Regions from separate parts of the Homo sapiens genome. Here region 2 is linked to region 1. The links are chromatin loops, found by intact Hi-C in ENCODE. Cell type or tissue: GM12878. All regions are shown on one strand. Each heading gives the region's core, and the rest is flanking DNA. Links, peaks and the distances in the headings are about the cores only. Region 1 overlaps MANSC1 (MANSC domain containing 1). Region 2 overlaps LRP6 (LDL receptor related protein 6).

The links. A loop is a pair of places that touch in the nucleus more often than their neighbours do. Peaks named below come from ENCODE experiments on the same cell type or tissue, not always from the same donor. Only the 100,000 strongest peaks of a DNase experiment are listed, where the experiment ranks them.
Region 2: a loop joins it to region 1, with 2.4 times the contacts of the local background. A loop is called at or near these places in 8 of 110 quality-filtered maps.

The regions. Positions count from the first base shown.
Region 1 is chr12:12,323,145-12,332,240 of GRCh38, forward strand. MANSC1 (MANSC domain containing 1) reads right to left here. Exons shown (of 4, transcript NM_018050.4): 4 at 2,912-7,814. The coding sequence ends at 6,883. Among named protein-coding and RNA genes, the nearest start is that of MANSC1, 23 kb to the right of the region's middle. RefSeq lists an enhancer at 2,163-2,663. In GM12878, for the core only: a CTCF peak has its summit at 4,842 (motif pointing left); a DNase peak (open chromatin) is centred at 4,837.
Region 2 is chr12:12,168,803-12,177,898 of GRCh38, forward strand. The region is part of intron 7 of LRP6 (LDL receptor related protein 6); the gene reads right to left. Among named protein-coding and RNA genes, the nearest start is that of MIR1244-4, 61 kb to the left of the region's middle. RefSeq lists a silencer at 3,406-3,455. In GM12878, for the core only: no CTCF peak of the experiment used is centred there; DNase peaks (open chromatin) are centred at 3,499, 4,352 and 7,849.

The sequences.
Region 1 (9,096 bases), core at 590-8,589:
GGAAGGGAGGGGGATGGGAGGGGAGAGGAGGGGGAGGGGAGCGGGATGGGAGGGGAGGGGGGAGGGAGGGGAGGGAAGGGAGAAAGGAAGGAAGGAAGGAAGGGAGAGAAAGCAAGGGAAAGAAGGAAAGAAAGAAAGGGAAAATAATCAAAAATATAAGAACACAAACAAAAGCACATTCTGTCAGCTCATCCTCTCTATAGGCTAAGGAAACTATACTATCTGAACCCAAAGGAGAGAAATAAACAAAATCAAATACTTATCTACCCATCCCTCTGCACACGGTCTTAGTTGAAGTGAGAGTATACACTTCATTACTGTGTACCTGGATTTTATCCCATTCTGCTACAAAATGCACGTCAGTGCGTTCACTTTCACTGCATGATATAGAAGCTGTTCTGTATGCAGCCAAATCACATTACTGCCCATTGCTGAAAGAAATGACCTTCAATGAACGGGTTATAAAATTCACTCATGATCACTTATTGAATGCCTATGTGCCAGACACACTGTTAAGCATGATGGAATCAGAGAAATGTTGCTGTCTAACGTATCCCAGTCTAGTGGGGTAATATATAACCTGATACATTATGATTCCATGGAAGTGTTTCACTAATGGTATAAATCACGAGCTGTGTCAGAAACCCAGGAGGAATTGATACGTCTCCCGGGAGAGTGTGGGGAGACTCTGGTGGAGGTGACGTGTGATCGTGGTCTTGAAGGATGAGCGGAAATTTGCCAAGTGAACAAGGGGGAAAGGAATTTACAAGTAGAGGGAAGAGGATGGCTCGTCAAAGTGTCTGGCAATACTGAGAAATGTTGAAAAGGGTGGTGTAGCTACAGCCCAGGTTTCACGGGACAGAGGTAGCTGCAGTGTGGTTAGGTTGGGGCTAGTGCATGGGGAGCCTTGGTACACCTGCCACGTGCAACTGGTAATCATCCCTAGAGGTACTGGGAGCACAGAGTGTCATGCGTGGAGTTACATGTACTGTGTGCTGTGCTTTTAATGTAACTTGAAGTCGTAAGGAGGGAATATATGATGTGGGAGCAGAGCAAGGAGAAGCAAGTTAGGGAGACCAAACAGGAGGCAGCAGTGGGGACGGCTGACTTTGAGAGGCGTCTTTGAAAGACAATAGGTAATATTTGGTAGACATTGGATGTGGAGGCTGAGGCAGCAGGAGAAACAGAGTATGACTTTGAAGTTGCTCAATACAGGAGATACTGGGTGGCTGGCGGTACTATTAACCCAGATGACAGGACACGGAAACAGGATGGGTTCTCTGCTCCGGCGTGTCCCTGAGGAGTCACTCTTAACTTTGGTACAGGTGATCAGCAACTGGGAAAGTGTATGAAGCCCACTCCAGAATGAGACCACTGACCTCTTCATTTCCATGCTTTCGGCTCAAGGTATCATTCGGCTCAACACCATTTAAAAGCTATCTAGGCTGGGTGTAGTGGCTCACACCTGTAATCCCAGCACTTTGGGAGGCCGAGGCGGGTGGATCACTTGAGGTCAGGAGTTCAAGACCAGCCTGGCCAACATGGTGAAACCCCATCTCTACAAAAAAATTAAAAAATTAGCTGGGTGTGGTGGTGGGTGCCTGTAATCCCAGCTACTTGGGAGTCTGAGGCAGGAGAATTGCTTGAACCCGGGAGGCAGAGGTTGCAGTGAGCTGAGATCGTGCCACTGCACTCCAGCCTGGGTGACAGAGCAAGATGCCGTCTAAAAACCAAAATAAAAAGCTATCTAGGGGCAGGCTTATGCCTGTAATCTCGACACTTTGGGAGGCTGAGGCGGGCAGATCACCTGAGGTCTGGAGTTCAAGACCAGCCTGGCCAACATGGTGAAACCCCATCTCCTTTACTAAAAATACAAAATTAGCTGGCCATGGTAGTGCACACCCATAATCCCAGCTACTCAGGAGGCTGAGGCAGGAGAATCGCTTGAACCCAGGAGCAGAGGTTGCAATGAGCCAAGATCATGCCATTGCACTCCAGCCTGGGCGACAAGAGAAAACTCTGTCTCTAAATAAATAAATAAAAATAAAAGCTATTTAGGGCCAGGCATGGTGGCTCATGCCTGTAATCCCAGCACTTCAGAAGGCTGAAATGGGCAGATTGCTTGAGTCCAGGGGTTTGAGACCAGCCTGGCCAACATGGCAAAACCCTGTATCTACAAAAATACAAAAATTAGCTGGGCGTGGTGGCACATGCCTGTAGTCCCAGCTACTTGGGGGGCTGAGGCAGGAGGATTACTTGAGCCCGAGAGTTGGAGGCTGCAGTAAGCTGTGTTTGCGCCACTACACTCCAGCCTGGGTGACAAAGCAAAATTGTCTCAAACAACAACAACAAAAACAACAACAAAAAGCTTTCTAGAACATTTCCAATCTAGTGCAAACCTCTTTTTGGTTACACCGTGTATCATTCCAGTTATAAGAATGTAAAAAGTGGCAACTCCGGAGCCAGGCTATCTGGGCAAGTGACCTCTGGAAAGGCCCTTAAACTTCGCTGTGTCTCAGTTTCCTTATCTACAGAATAAGGATTAAAATTATTCAAAAGGTTGTTGTGGAATTGAAATGAGTTAGTATATGTAAAAGTGAATCTGGCGCATAGTGTAAGTACTTTCTTTTGTGGAGTCTTGCTCTGTCGCTCAGGCTGGAGTGCAGGGGTGCAATCTTGGCTCACTACAAACTCTGCCCCCGCCACGCCCAGCTAATTTTTGTATTTTTAGTAGAGATGGGGTTTCGTCATGTTGGCCAGGCTGGTTTCGAACTCCTGACCTCAGGTGATCCACCCGCCTCGGCCTCCCAAAGTGCTGGGATTACAGGCGTGAGCCACTGTGCCCGGCCCATAGTGTAAGTACTTTCTAAGTGTTTGCTATCAATAAGTAATAAATCATAGAATACTCGACTGAAAGTGGTACAAATATTAGAGATTTATTATTACAGAACAAGATGGAAGTTGGCAGTTCCAGGGTTTGTCCTGTCAATTAACCAAGGCATCCCGGAGACTGGACTCTTCCTGTACCCACTGCCACGCTCAGTGTGGCAGTGCCTTCTCCCCTCATCATGGCAGGGAGGCCACCACAGCTCCAACAACCAAGTCTTCACATGGTCAGCATCCCAAGCATGAAATAAGGGGATGTGGTTAGAAAGGGCTTTTCTCCTTGTGCAGCCTTCCCTTTACAAGCAAGAAAATCTCTCCTAGAAGTCCCTAGTAGGTTTCCTTTCAGCTAAAACTTGGGTCACAGGCCCATCCCTGAACCTGGCACTTCCAACCTGTAACAAATGAGGCAGAAGTGGGACTAGGGCTGGCTGCTGGGCAGCTGACCGGTAGTGCCCACCACAGTCTGGGAGCCAAAGAGTTCCAAAAGTTCCTCACTCAGGCCAGGGGTAATTGAGAAACAGGCACATAACAGTATTCATCCAGGAGTCCTCAGGTTTTTTAAGAGTTTTTTAGTTTTTTTTTTGTTGTTGTTGTTTTGTTTTTTTTTTTGAGATGGGCTCTCGTTCTGTCGCCCAGGCTGGAGTGCAGTGGCGTGATCATGGCTCACTGCAGCCTCGACCTCCTGGGCTCAAGTGATCCTCCCACCTCAGTCTCCCAAAGGGCTGAGATTACAGATGTGAGCCACTATGTGCCTGGCTAAGAGTAGCTTATTTTTATTTTATTTTATTTTATTTTTTTGAGATAGAGTCTTGCTCTGTCGCCTAGGCTGGAGTGCAATGGAGCGATCTTGGCTCACTGCAACCGCCCCCTCCCGGCCTCAAGCAATTATCCTACCTCAGCCTCCCAAGTAGCTGGGATTACAGGTGTCTGCCACCATGCCTGGCTAATTTTTGTATTTCTGTAGAGATGGGGTTTCACCATGTTGGCCAGGCTGGTCTAGAACTCCTGACCTCAGGTGATCCACCCACCTTGGACTCCCAAAGTGCTGGGATTACAGGCGTGAGCCACCACGCCTGGCCAAGAGTAGCTTTTTAACCTAGGTCAGTATCGTGTTGGTAAAATACGGAGAGAGGATGTTTGAGCAGAAGGACCTACCTCATCTTCTCACCTGTTCTAGGCTGCTACCTTCTCTTTCTACAAACCAAAGGAGGGGGCTCATAACTCAATGGGCCTTGTGGGAAAGGCTAACCAGACTAGTCACTGCTGAATTCCTCTAAGGGATTCCCCTACCCTGACTGCCCTTGCCACAGTTGCACCCACCATCCTAGGGGCAGTAAGTAGAGAGAGCTGTGTGAGAAGAGCACTCTTTCCACTCCAGATGTCCCCTACAACCTATATCCTCACGGCCACTAACAGTTTGGGCCCGTAGCATCACTCATCTGGACCGCTCCCATGTGGTCTCCCCATCACAACAAAGACTGCAGCAAGGTGGACAGAGAACTCCAAGAGAGCCAGGAAAATACCTTTATAAACCATCACAGAAAGCCTGATTTCCACTCGCTAAATCCATTAATAAAGAGAGGAGAAATTTTAAAATTCCAAGGCACCTGGTTACTAATCTGATTCTGGCCTACATGTGGATATTCAATAAATACTTGTTAAGTTAAATTGACTCAAGGTTTTATTTATTCAGCCTACTTAAAGCTTATGTAAACCCCTTGGAGATTTGTGTCAAGCTGTTAAGTTGGAAAATATAAGAAAAGTAGTATTTTCAATAGACCAGCTTTCCTCTTAATGTACTTTATGAACTTAGTGTAAACCAGGGAAATGGGGGAGGGGTACCAGAAGAGCAGAGGGGAAGGAGGTGAGGAGGAAGGAAGAGGTGAGGAGGAAGGAGAAGAAAAGCCTTTTCTGTCATTTCCTGCATTTGTCTTAATTGCTGTACTTATTAACCAGCTACTGCCCTCTAGTGCTCACTGTATTAAGTTCGCATCTGAATTCCATTTTTATCTTTAAAAACTCTGGTGACACTTGGAAGGGATCAAATTTCCTGTTTTGCAGATAAGCAAATTGAAGTCCAGAGGAAAGAGGTATCAAACTGACCCAGGGGACTTCTGGACTCTTTGTTACCTCACCTATAACTTGTCTGGAAAACTTTATTAAAAGCCTTTCTCAGAAATTTTAATTGGTAACCAGTAAAAATTGTAGCATCATGTTAGTGCTAGTTATTATTATTATTATTTTTGAGACGGAGTCTGGCTCTGTTGCCCAGGCTGGAGCGCAATGGTGCAATCTGGCTCACCGCAACCTCCGCCTCCTGGATTCAAACTACTCTCCTGCCTCAGCCTCCCAAGTAGCTGGAACTACAGGCGCCCGCCACCACGCCCGGCTAATTTTTTGTATTTTTAGTAGAGGCGGGGTTTCACCGTGTTAGCCAGGATGGTCTCGATCTCCTGACCTCGTGATTTGCCCATCTCGGCCTCCCAAAGTGCTGGGATTACAGGCGTGAGCCACCGCGCCTGGCCTGTGCTAGTTATTATTTCCAATGTTGTTCTAAATTAAGCTTAGACTGATTGCTGGTCAATTTAAGTAAGGATATAAAATAATAGTGGTACATTTTTAACTTAGTACAAGTTTAGAAAATGTCTATAATACTTCTTTAAAAAGTTAACTAGAGGCCGGGCACGGTGGCTCACGCCTGTAATCCCAGCACTTTGGGAGGCCGAGGCGGGCGGATCACAAGGTCAGGAGATCGAGACCATCCTGACTAACACAGTGAAACCCCGTCTTTACTAAAAATATAAAAAATTAGCTGGGCGTGTTGGCGGGCGCCTGTAGTCCCAGCTACTTGGGAGGCTGAGGCAGGAGAATGGCGGGAACCCAGGAGGCGGAGCTGGCAGTGAGCCGAGATCGCGCCACTGCACTCTAGCCTGGGTGACAGAGCAAGACTCTGTCACACACACACACACACACACACACACACACACACACACACAAGTTAACTAGAACAGATCCCAAGTGGATATGGCCATTTATCAGAACTGACTTATCATTGTCTCCATGTGGGCTAACATTCCGCTAGATTCTCCCAAGTGAAGCTCTTTGCTCACTGATGGGAAAAAGGGGGGGTTGTCATTTTAACGTGGAACGCATATTTTCACCACATAATCATTTTGCTAGTGGAAATAAATGGAAAGTTATCCAGCTGGACATGCTACTTATGAGAACACTACTGAGTAACAAAAGATTTATTCAAATATTTAATTGGAAGGAACTACATCTGGAATAAGTTTTAAAGGAATCCATATAAAAAGAAAAGCAAATCCATTAGAAATTGATATAAACAGTTGATTTTATCTGGAACCAAGAATGTGAATGAATTGGAACCTAGATGTCCTAACCTGTTTCTTTGCATAAAAGCCAGTTGAATTTTGAAATTTATATGGCAATTATACTTTATTACTTTACATAGAGCTTTGTTTTTAGCTAATATTTTAGAGACAGATTACCCAAAATTACCTAATTTGGTTCCCACTTCATTCCTTCTCAAAAACCAAACATAAAACAGAAGGGGGCCAGCTGTGGTGGCTCATGCCTGTAATCCCAGCACTTTGGGAGGCCGAGGAGGGTGGATCACTAGGTCAGGAGTTTGAGACCAGCCTGACCAACATGGTGAAACCCCGTCTCTACTAAAAATACAAAAATCACCCAGGTGTGGTGGCACATGCCTGTAATCCCAGATACTTAGGAGGCTGAGGCAGGAGAATCGCTTGAACCCAGGAGACGGAGGTTGCGGTGAGAGCCGAGATCGTGCTACTGCACTCCAGCCTGGGCAACAAAGCAAGACTCTGTCTCCAAAAAAAAAAAAGGAAAGCAGAAGGGGGCATTTTCCTGTCTTCAAAATACAACCTCCTGCTAAGACTAGCAAGTCAGCAGAAACTCATTGCATTTGGGCTTCTGGTTACTAAATGAATTAAGAGACACCGAGTTCCATCCTTAGATGTCCACATAGATCCCATTGATCAAATAATCCAGTCTTGAGTAACGTTTCCTGCGGAGTGATTCCGAGAGGATTCTACCCAGGAGGACGAGGCCTATCACCAGGAACAGGACACCAAAGAGCAGGGACCCGATAAGAAGCCATTTTTCAAATGGAAGGCCGTACTGATTTTCTGGAACACTGCCCTGGGAGGAACTGCCTGGACTGGCCTCCCTACCTTCCCAGGAAGCAGTTTTATTCATAGTGGAAGACTCCACATTTGACATAGAAAGTGCAGTAGGGTTATACACATTCCCTGTGTTCAAAGTTAGGTTGGAGATTTCTGTAAACGGTATGGTTTCTAAGCTGCCTTTCGAGTCCGTAGGTGCCTGAAAGGTGGTAGTCAGAACTGCTGTTGTAGCCATTGCTTGGAGTGTAGCCGCAGCCCGTGTAAAAACTGTAGAAATGAGGGTCGTGGGAGGCTGAGAAGTGACAGTGGTTACAGGTGGAGCTGTGGTGGCCAGCTGTGGCTGGGAAGTCCCAGAAGGTGTCACTGAAGCATTGGTGGGTAGAAGGGTGGCGGGCTTTGGAGTAGCCGAGGTGGTATGTGGAGAAGCAACTGCCACCGTAGCTGGGAGCGCACTCACATTTTCAGGCAGCAGATGAGCTATTTCTTGATCAGAGGAAAATTGTGAACTCTGAGAATGGCCTTTTTCCTTATAAGCAAGGAGCTGGGCACTTGCTTCATCCATCTTAAATAGTTTCTCCAAGTGATCTGAGGATCCAAACTTCTGAGAAAGTGTGTCTCTCCATGAGATATCGGTGGGCTTTGAATAATCTGTGTGATGATGGGCTAGGGGAGTGACTGCTTGTGAAAATTGGCCATGTAAGAGAGAATCTTCCTGGGGTAACTCTTGGCTTGGCAAATTTCTGGTCAAAGATGGAAAATCTGAAAATGTATGGAAAATAAAAGGAAGGCTTATGTAACTCCATGCTACGGTAGGTTAAAAAAATACAAACATATCAGCTTGTTCAAAAGATCCCTAAACTGGTTGGCCATGGTGGCTCACGCCTATAATCCCAGCACTTTGGGAGGCTAAGGCAGGAGGATGGTTTGAGGCCAGGAGTTGGAGACCAGCCTGGACAACATAGGGAGATCCTGTCTCTTAAACAAAAAAATCTCCAAACTGTTGATACTTGACATTTCATTGAAATGTGTGCAAAATGGAAAAACACAAATTGCTAAATGAGAATCTGATAACGCCGCCTCTCTACCAGATGCTGTGGTTTATTTCTAGCATGATAGGACAGAAGAGAAGAGAAATGTGTGGAGGAGGACCAGGCAAATTAAGGAAAAGGTGGGAGGTGCACAGCAGAGAAGCCGGAGGGGCTCAGCAGGGCAGCAAGAGGCTTACAAAGATGGAAAGGGTTCTCCGTCTTCCTAAGGGGCCAAGGCCAGGGAAAAAAGTGGGCCGGAGGGTGACCTGAGCAGGAAAGGTTGGCAGGGAGAATGCGGGGGAAGGTGTGGGCTTCTGCAAGACATGCCACCTAAGACTGAGATGACAAATGGGGAGCAAGTAATCATCAGGAGAGATTTCAGTGGGGGCATGAGGCAGGCAAGAAAGGTATGTGGAAGCTGTGGGAAATGAGGCAATAGAGCAGGAGAGAGGGAGCAGAATCCCTGTGGTGTGTCTCTGACAGGGAGGAGGAGGAGGGGCCAGGCAGGGTCTGGTCTCCGCTCTGAGCACTGAGGCCACAGCAGCAGCAGAACAGCAACAACGACAACAAAAAACCAGAGATATATCGTTCCAGCACTGTGCGCAGAGGAGGGAGGCTATCTGGGAGATTTCATTTGGACTCTCAAAGATTAGAATTTTGGAGCCAATGTCATAGGTCATGAGGATGATGGGACCAATATTTGAAATCATGATGACCACACTGTAGACACAGAGGGCAGAAAAACCATACAGTCCCGATGCCTGCTGAGGAGAAACCAGCCCCAGATCCTGCTCCTGCTCCATGAAGCTTAGAATTTTTCTCCTGATCACACACCCCATTTATCACAGCTCAAACTGGAAAGACCTGTTCAAGCAATCAAGTGCAGGGAATGACCAGGTGAATTGCCATGTATCACTCTGCTGCTAGGCTAACCATCTCACATTAGAACTGCAGAAAACACAAGGAAAGAAGCAGAGGAATGTCCTGGCATTTCTCAGTCCACTCACTCCTGC
Region 2 (9,096 bases), core at 342-8,341, 150 kb before region 1:
TGTATTCCTGAATTCAGACTGTTTTTGTCTTTTTGTTTTTTTTTAAAGAAAGGTTAACACAATGCACATAGCATATCACCTCTACTTGGGTTCAGGGCAGCACTATTTATAGCCAAACATGTTAATATTTCTGCAATAAAACACGGCCAGGCGCAGTGGTTCACACCTGTAATCCCAGCACTTTGGGAGGCCAAGGCAGGAGGACCATTTGAGGTCAGGAGTTCGAGACTAGCCTGACAAACATGGTGAAACCCTGTCTCTACTAAAAATAGAAAAATTAGCCGGGAGTGGTGGCTAACGCCTGTAATCCCAGCTACTTGGGAGGGTGAGGCAGGAAAGTTGCTTAAACCCGGGAGGCAGAGGTTGCAGTGAGCCAAGATCGCACCATTGCACTCCAGCCTGGGCAACAAGAGCAAACTCTGCCTCAAAATGATAATAATAATAATAATAATAATAAATAAAAGTATGCCCGCAGTGTGGGACAGACTACAAATAGTCTCACACTGGTTCAGATCAAGTTTTCCACCAAATCAATTAACAAAAGCAGCATTTGGTTTTCAGAGCCCTTTGGATTTCAGAATTGCAGATAAAGGATTATAGATCAGAAATACTTTGCTCATCTTCACTTCAGTCCCTTGAGAAAACTGGGGTTTGGATCAGTGTTAATACTGCTCTAGATACAAGCAAGGGTCTCAGGAAGAAGAGAGCAAAGCAAACAATGAAAAGAAAAAGGTCTTCAGCAACATTTGCTGAAAGGACAACAAATGAAGACCACGATCAAAGTATTAACAAGCTCAACAAAGGTATTAACAATGAAGGTATTAAGAATGGCACAGTGGCGAAGAACTCAAAATAGTTCCTGAGAAGGCACAACTAATGATTTGGTTGCTTTACTCACTTGAGCACTAGTCCCTTCCAACCATTCCTTGTTCTCTCACTCGAAAAGCAAAAACTAAAAGGTCTTTTTTTGGTAATGACGTAAATACAAAAGCAAGATCTATCAATTCATGTCTATTTCAAGTTAAGCAATGTAATTAAGATTTATTAAAGATTTTTTTAAAACCACGTTTTGTAAGCACACTGTTTCCTTTAATTCCTGATCTCCTTGTTCTCATCTGGTGTAGTTTTTACAATAGGTTTGGATCTAAAACAGCACTGTCCAGGAGAAATATAACACAAGCCACCAATGTAGGCCGTATGTGTCCATTTAAAATTTTCTAGTAGTCATATTAAAAAGTACAAAACATGCCAGGAGAATGTTTTCGCTCACACCTGTAATCCTAGCACTTTGGGAGTCCAAGGCGGGTGGATCACTTGAGGCCAGGAGTTCAAGACCAGCCTGGCCAACATGGTGAAGCCCCCTCTCTACTGAAAATACAAAAATGAGCCAGGTGTGGAGATGCACACCTGTAATCCCAGCTAGTCGGTAGGCTGAGGCAGAATTGCTTGAACCTGAGAGGCAGAGGTTGCAGTGAGCTGACACCGCACCACTGCACTTCAGTCTGGGTGAAAGAATGAGACTCATCTCAAAAACAGTATAAAACAGTAGACAGAATTTTAATAGTATACTTTATTTAATCTAACACATCCAAAATTCTTTTCTCTCAACCTGTAATCAATATTAAAATTTTATTAATGACATTTATGGTTTTTTTTTTAATACTAGGTCTCTTAGAATGTGTTTTACAATTAAAGTACATCCTAATTCAACCTAGGCACATTTTAAGTTCTGCAGAGCCACATGTAATTAGTGGCTACATATTGCACTGTGCTGGATTAGAGTCTTCAGAGTGGTGACTACATACAGCCTATAATAAAATTAATTGGTTCCTTTTTTAGTTTACATCACTGTCCCCTCTATACCTGTCACCTTCAGGCTTACCTCAGATCGATCAGGCTCACTAAAGCTTCAAACAAATGTCTTTTATTTGGTCTTTCTTTCTTCCAAGCTATATACTATTTAATTCTAATATGAAGTTAAAATTACTTCACACACACACACACACACACACACACACACACACACACACGTCTTAGATGAAAAAAACTACTTTTTTTCTTCTTGTCACATTTGCAAGTTTACATATAAAACACTAGCTAAGAGGTTAGTTAGAAGGAGCAACAAAGACCTGATTCTTTCATTTATTTTAGGCTATGTCAAAAAGGAAGTATTAAGACCATAGATATATTATTAGAAAACCCATTTCTGCCATCTCCTTAGCCCTCCTGCTTAAGACACGCTGCAGTCTAGATCAGCCATGTACTAACAATGGTTAAAACTAGGTAGTTCATGGTCGTCTCTACTCTGCTTTCTATACTCTGACATTTTCCATAATTTTTAAAAAATGAAGAGAAAAAGCTAAGAAGCAAGTCCAAGGACACACAAATAATAATGATGATGATAACTGCTGTTATTAATAAATGCTATTATTGGCCGAGCGCGGTGGCTCACGCCTGTAATCCCAGCACTTTGGGAGGCCAAGGAGGGCGGATCACCAGGTCAGGAGATCAAGACCATCCTGGCTAACATGGTGAAACTCCATCTCTACTAAAAACACACACACAAAAAACTAGCCAGGCGTGGTGGCGGGTGCCCGTAGTCCCAGCTACTCAGGAGGTTGAGGCAGGAGGATGGCGTGAACCCGGGAGGTGGAGCTTGCAGTGCACCGAGACTGTGCCACTGCACTCCAGCCTGGGCGACAGAGTGAAACTCAGTCTCAAAAAAAAATAAAATAAATAAATAAATAAATAAATAAATAAATAAATAAACGCTATTATCATTTTTGTTAGTATGGTATAGAAAGGAATTATAAGGATCCTCCGAAGAGATTAAGGGATCACCAGCTTAAACAATATCTGACTGTGAGACTTTGCATCTAAACACACAGATAATGTATTTTCCTTCACACAAAGTCCAATTTCTGAAATGTTTCCTTCCATTACTTTTGTAGAGGTGACACTATTAGAAAACTGACTTCTCCACTAAGTATTTCTCTTGTACCAGCCACACAATCTTTTTCTACCGGGCACAAGTTAACCATAGTGAAATAAGAACATGTTGCTCTGTCTTAAAGAAATCACTATTCCATTTCTCATATTCCTGTAAAAGTTTTGGACAGGTTACTAGGTCTATAAATACAGTTTAAGCTCCTTATGTTTAAAATAACACAAATCCTGGCAAAAGCTTGTTTGTATATTCTGAACCCAGAACAAATGAACCACTTTAGGCAATTCCAAAAGATTACACTTATGCTTTAAAAACTGTGCCAATGTTAATTAAATCTGACAACTCTTAAGGGTGTACTTCACTGTATTACCTCAGAGTGGTTTAATTAGTTAAACTGAAATTAGGCTTCTGTCACTTCTAAAATCTAACTCCAAATCTGAACCAGAGTCTCCAGTGGTTTCAGCTGCTTTGACCACACTGTGGCACATTGGTTTAACATTCTGAAATATTCTAAACCACACTGAGAATATAGGCTACAAGAGGAAATAGACGTGGGTTAACCATAACATTATCTGCACAAAGAAGAAGTAATGGCAAATCTTCTACAGACATCACATCCAGTTTTTGAGTCATTTCATCAGCTCATTAAATGTCAAGACAGGACTGCCCATGCAATCTTGGAATGCAGCCAGTCTACTACCAAAATTGCTGCTATGCAACTTCACTTGACAAGACAAGTTCAAGGAACAGATGCAGGAGGACAACCAAGCAACCACCATAAAATGTGCTAGAGTTGGAATGCTATAAAGTTCTAGAAGAGAAACTCAAATTATGCCCAAAATGAACCACTCCTCTTCTAATGTTCCAGACAATATCCAAAACAAGCAGTGAATTAAAAGCTTATACATAAGGAAGACAGATATGACTGAGGGTTGGGGAGCATATTTTTTCTGATACAACTTCATAGAACATAAAATATAATTTCACACAAATGGGATTTTAAAACACAGAATATTTATCCACGGAAATAACATTTCAATCATGCCAAATCTCACTGAGATGACAAGTATAAAGAAATGCTTTGGACCCAGTAGGTGAAGTAAAGGGACACCACACACCTGTTTGAGAGAGAGGTAGGGGCAATTACAGTGCTATATTCAAAGCCTTTTAACCTACTTCAAGATACATTAAGTCTGAGTACATATAAGTGATTTTAAATATGAAAAGAATTGAAGTATCATAGTTACTCTGGGTAGTTTTATAATATTTTTTGCAAGGAATCAGGCATTGAATATTAAAGATTTGCAATTACTATGCTCTTTTTCTGTTAGAGCTAAAAATTGCTACTGTGACCAAAGCTTTCTAAAACCTGAATTACTCCAGGAAACGAAAAAATTGAGAACAGAGTTCCAGATGAAGGCATCATGATGACGAATGTCAACATCCTGGTCAATTATACTCAACTGCTTCATAAGACACTTCTGAAAGCCTCACTGTCCTGAGGCCCCAAAAACCTAATAGGGAAAAGATTAACATGTCAACAAGGGAAAACTGCCCTCTCTGCTCTCATTCTTTTTAAGCACAGCTAAAATAAATTCTTTTGTTTTTGGGGGGACAGGGTCTTGCTCTGTTGCCCAAGCTAGAGTTCAGTGGCATGATCTCAGCTCGCTGCAACCTCTGCCTCCCAGACTCAGGTGATCCTCCCACCTCAGCCTCCAGGGTAGCTGGGACTACAGTTGCACACCACAATGCCTAGCTAATTTTTGCATTTTTTATAGAGATGGGGTTTTGCCATGTTGCCCAGGCTTGTCTCAAACTCCTGGGCTCAAGTGATCTTCCCACTTCAGCCTCCCAAGTAGCTGGGACTCCAGGAGTGCACTACCACGCCCAGCTAATTTTTATTTTCTGTAGAGCCGGGGATCTCACTATATTACCCAGGCTGGTTTCAAACTCCTAGCCTCAAGGGATCCAGGGATCCTCCCACCTCAACCCTTCCAAAGTGATAGGATTACAAGTGTGAGCCACTGTGCCCAATAATCAACTAGCAATTTTCAAATAGGAATTCACAAATTTCATTGTTATGCGATGTACCCCAGACACAAAATAACACAACAGGCCAGCACCAGGTTTACAACTCAATGAACATTAAGTCCAAACTCCAGGTGCTCTGCTGAGTTGAGGAATCTAATGATGGAGTTTATCAATATCATTCTTCTCTGATCATATGTTATGAAGATTTGGGGAGAAATATATATCCATACTAACATACAGTACATGTTGTGTGGTAAAGTAGCACAAATGGGCAAATATTTAGGTATTTAAATTAGTTATTTTGAATATTTCTCAAACTGAAGTATAATCAATCTTTCTTTTTTTTTTTTAAGCAGAGTCTTGCTCTGTTGTCCATGCTGGAGTGCAGTGGCCTGATCTCGGCTCACTGCAACCTCCGCCACCCGGGTTCAAGCAATTTTCCTGCCTCAGCCTCCTAAATAGCTGGGATTACAGGCGCATGCCACCACGTTTGGCTAATTTTTGTATTTTTAGTAGAGACGGGGTTTCACCATGTTGGCCAGGCTGGTCTCGAACTCCTGGCCTCCAGTGATCAGCACACCTCAGACTCTCAAAGTGCTGGATTACAGGCGTGAGCCACCGTGCCCAGCCTCAAACTGAAGGTATAATCAATTTTAAGAAACACAATGTTACAAATTGGCAAAGATTCAAAAGGAAGTACTTGTTGATACTTGTCATATTATCAGAACAGCCTTATCTCAACAATAGATTTATTATAATTTCTTAATGAGGAATTAATCTTACAAACCAACAGTAAAAAAAATTATCAACAGGTTCCTATATGTTTTTAACAGTACAAAGGCTAAGATACCAGACAAAGAAACTCCTTTAAAAAAGAAGTTTGAATACTTGGGAAACAAATTTCCTTATTAGGGTATTGATGAAATAAAGGAAGTTATCATAGGAAAATGTAGCCCTGCAATTTCAGGCTTAGAATATGAAACAGAACATTCAGCAAATGCCAAGTTTTCAGTACACATCATACAAAATAATACCTTCTTTATTCAAAAGTTCTTGGTACTAAAGGTTCTAATAAACCTTGTTTCTGTTTCCCAACAAAGGTGTGCCAGGTAAAATTAGATTTGTACAAAACTAGCTATGGACATTGTATCCTCTTAAAGTAGGGAAGCTTACTCTAAGATTTAAAGCAAATACACATGTTCTTACAGTAGACATGAAAATCTCTCTTTTTATCTATACTATCAGGTGTTGCTGCATTGTCAGTAGAAACTCAGAAATGAAAGTGGGCAGGAGAAACCAAAATAAAAAGTATATAATGAAAAAACAGGTCGGGCATGGTGGCTCAAACCTATAATCCCAACACTTTGGCAGGCCGAGGTGGGTGGATCATTTGAGGTCAGGAGTTCGAGGCCAGCCTGGCCAACATGGAGAAATCCCATCTCTACTAAAAATACAAAACTTAGCTAGGCGTGGTGGCATGCGCCTGTAATCCCAGCTACTCGGGAGGCTGGGGCAGGGGTATCACTTGAGCTTGGGAGGCAGAGGTTGCTGTGAGCCGAGATCACGCCACTGCACTCCAGCCTGGGCGACAGAGTGAGACCCTGTCTCAAAAAATAAAAATAAAAAAGGCCGGGCACAGTAGCTCATGCCTGTAATCCCAGGGCTTTGGGAAGCTGAGGCACGCAGCTCCAGGTCAGGAGATCGAGACCAGCCTGGCTAACACAGTGAAACCCCGTCTCTACTAAAAATACAAAAAATTAGCCAAGCGTGGTAGCAGACGCCTGTAGTCCCAGCTACTCAGGAGGCTGAGGCAGGAAAATTGCGTGAACCCAGGAGGTGGAGCTTGCATGCAGTGAGCCGAGATCGCGCCACTGCACTCCAGCCTGGACGACAGAGCGAGACTCCGTCTCAAATAAAAAATAAAATAAAATAAAATAAAATAAAATAAAATAAATAAATAAATAGAAAAAGAAAAAAGAAACTGTGAGAGAAATTTAGCATTGACAATACTATTGTTTTCAATAAAACCAACTATTAGAAACACACTGATTTTGTCAATCAGTTAAATGGGTATATAACAAGAAAAGCAACCTCAAGAAAATTTAAGCTAATAGTACATTCTTAATTTTACACCATGGCAAAAATGCTTTAAACCTATAAATTATCAACGATATATCTTGGCTATTAGTAAGAAGTACTACAGGCCCTCAGTGCAACAAACGTTTTCAGCAGTAAAACCTGATCCTAAAAAAAAAAAAAGGAATGCTGTTAAGAAACAAGGTTGTTCTGCCTACTGCAGGGTCATATAAAATAGAAATAAAGGCTTTTGATCTTTCCTCTATCAAAAACATGAAAATTATTCTTTCTGCTAATGCTTTAGTACTTATTATGGGAAGGCCCCACAACAATATAGTAAAAATCAGGAGGGGGGGTGGTGGCAGAAGTACTGTGCAGACAAGTAAACTAGGTTTGTCCACAAAAGGCAATGAAGTCATTTCAGCATAATGAAGAAGAGACATAAACAAGTACTAGCAGGCACCTTTTAAATTTTAACACCTACAGATAGGTGGCCACTATCACCTGACAAGTAGGGAAAACAGACATACCCTCACATATATGTTATTCTATTAAAGCAGGAGCCAAATACCACAACCATCTTTTAAAAAATGTGACATCATTAGCAATGCCCTACGCTCAATCCCTCCTTCCCGAAGCTTATTATAAACCTGAGGTTAAATCTATTCATTCTTTCTACAACTCTGTACAATATAAAAACACATCTAATACCCAGAATTCCCCATTCCTTCTCCCTGGTTTCCCTAATGTAGCCAGCATCTGGTCACATCACCACTTACAAAAGAGGAAGTGAGAAGCTGATCTAAAGAATTTCCACTAAGCGAGCAGGTAGCATAAATGAATGAACACAGTGAGACTTTCCCATGTGATCCACTCAAGACACATAGGTTTACTATGTCTTACCTTGCTATATAAATAATTTACCAAATAATTATCTTTTCTTTCCAAATGTACTATAAACACATATACAACAGTGTGAGCCCAAACTTTTTTTTTTTTTTTTTTTTTTAGACAGAGTCTTGTTCTTGTCCCCCAGGCTGGAATGCAATGGCATCATCTCGGCTCACTGCAACGTCTGCCTGCCGGGTTCAAGTGATTCTCCTGCCTCAGCCTCCCGAGTAGCTAGGATTACAGGTGCCCGCCACCACGCCCAGCTAATTTTTGTATTTTTACTACAGACAGGGTTTCACCATGTTGGCCAGGCTGGTCTCGAACTCCTGACCTCATGATCCACCCACCTCGGCCTCCCAAAGTACTGGGATTACAGGTGTGAGCCACCGCGCCCGGCCAACCAAACAGACTCTTAAGTCTTTCAGAAGAGAACAGGGTTATCACAACCATAATCTGATACTCTGTTATAGTCCCAGCGAAAAGCAGCTTTCATTCTCGGGCATGACAAAAGCTAGGGAGCTTTCTAAGGAAAATGGGACTAGAAGGGAGAATGTCACCCAGACTGGGGTTAGATCAGTATCTGGAATCAGTTGCCACTAACAAAAGGCTAGCAAATACACTTCTTGGAAAAAGAGGGATTTTTAAAATTATACATCTTTGTAAAAGTTTTCAAGTTCACAGTATTATCAAATCAAGGGAGATGAAAAGCTGGTAGTAGCAGTTGCTCCTAGAATCACTACTAGTCTCAGGATGGAAAACCCCAGATTTTCTCCCCGAGTTATGCAGGACTAATTTAGACGAAGAGCTGCACTCTTTCTTTAGTTTGCCAAGTATCAGATTTTACATCAACATAAGAAGAGAATAAATAACTATATGCTGTATTTCCTAGACGTGCCTATGTAAATAAAATGACAAAGGCTCTGATGTCCTAATAGTGAATTAGGACATCAGAATCTCCAGGGGAAATTATAAAGGGAGGTCTTCATGTATACAGAAGTAAATTTACCACAAACATCAATCTATAAAAAGGGGACAAAAAACAAACAGCAGTTGTGTTCCAGCAAACCTAGAAGGAGAAAGATGGATCTAAAAATAAGATTTATGGGTGACAGAGCCTTTGCAGATTAAAAGAACGAATGAATGAAGGAACA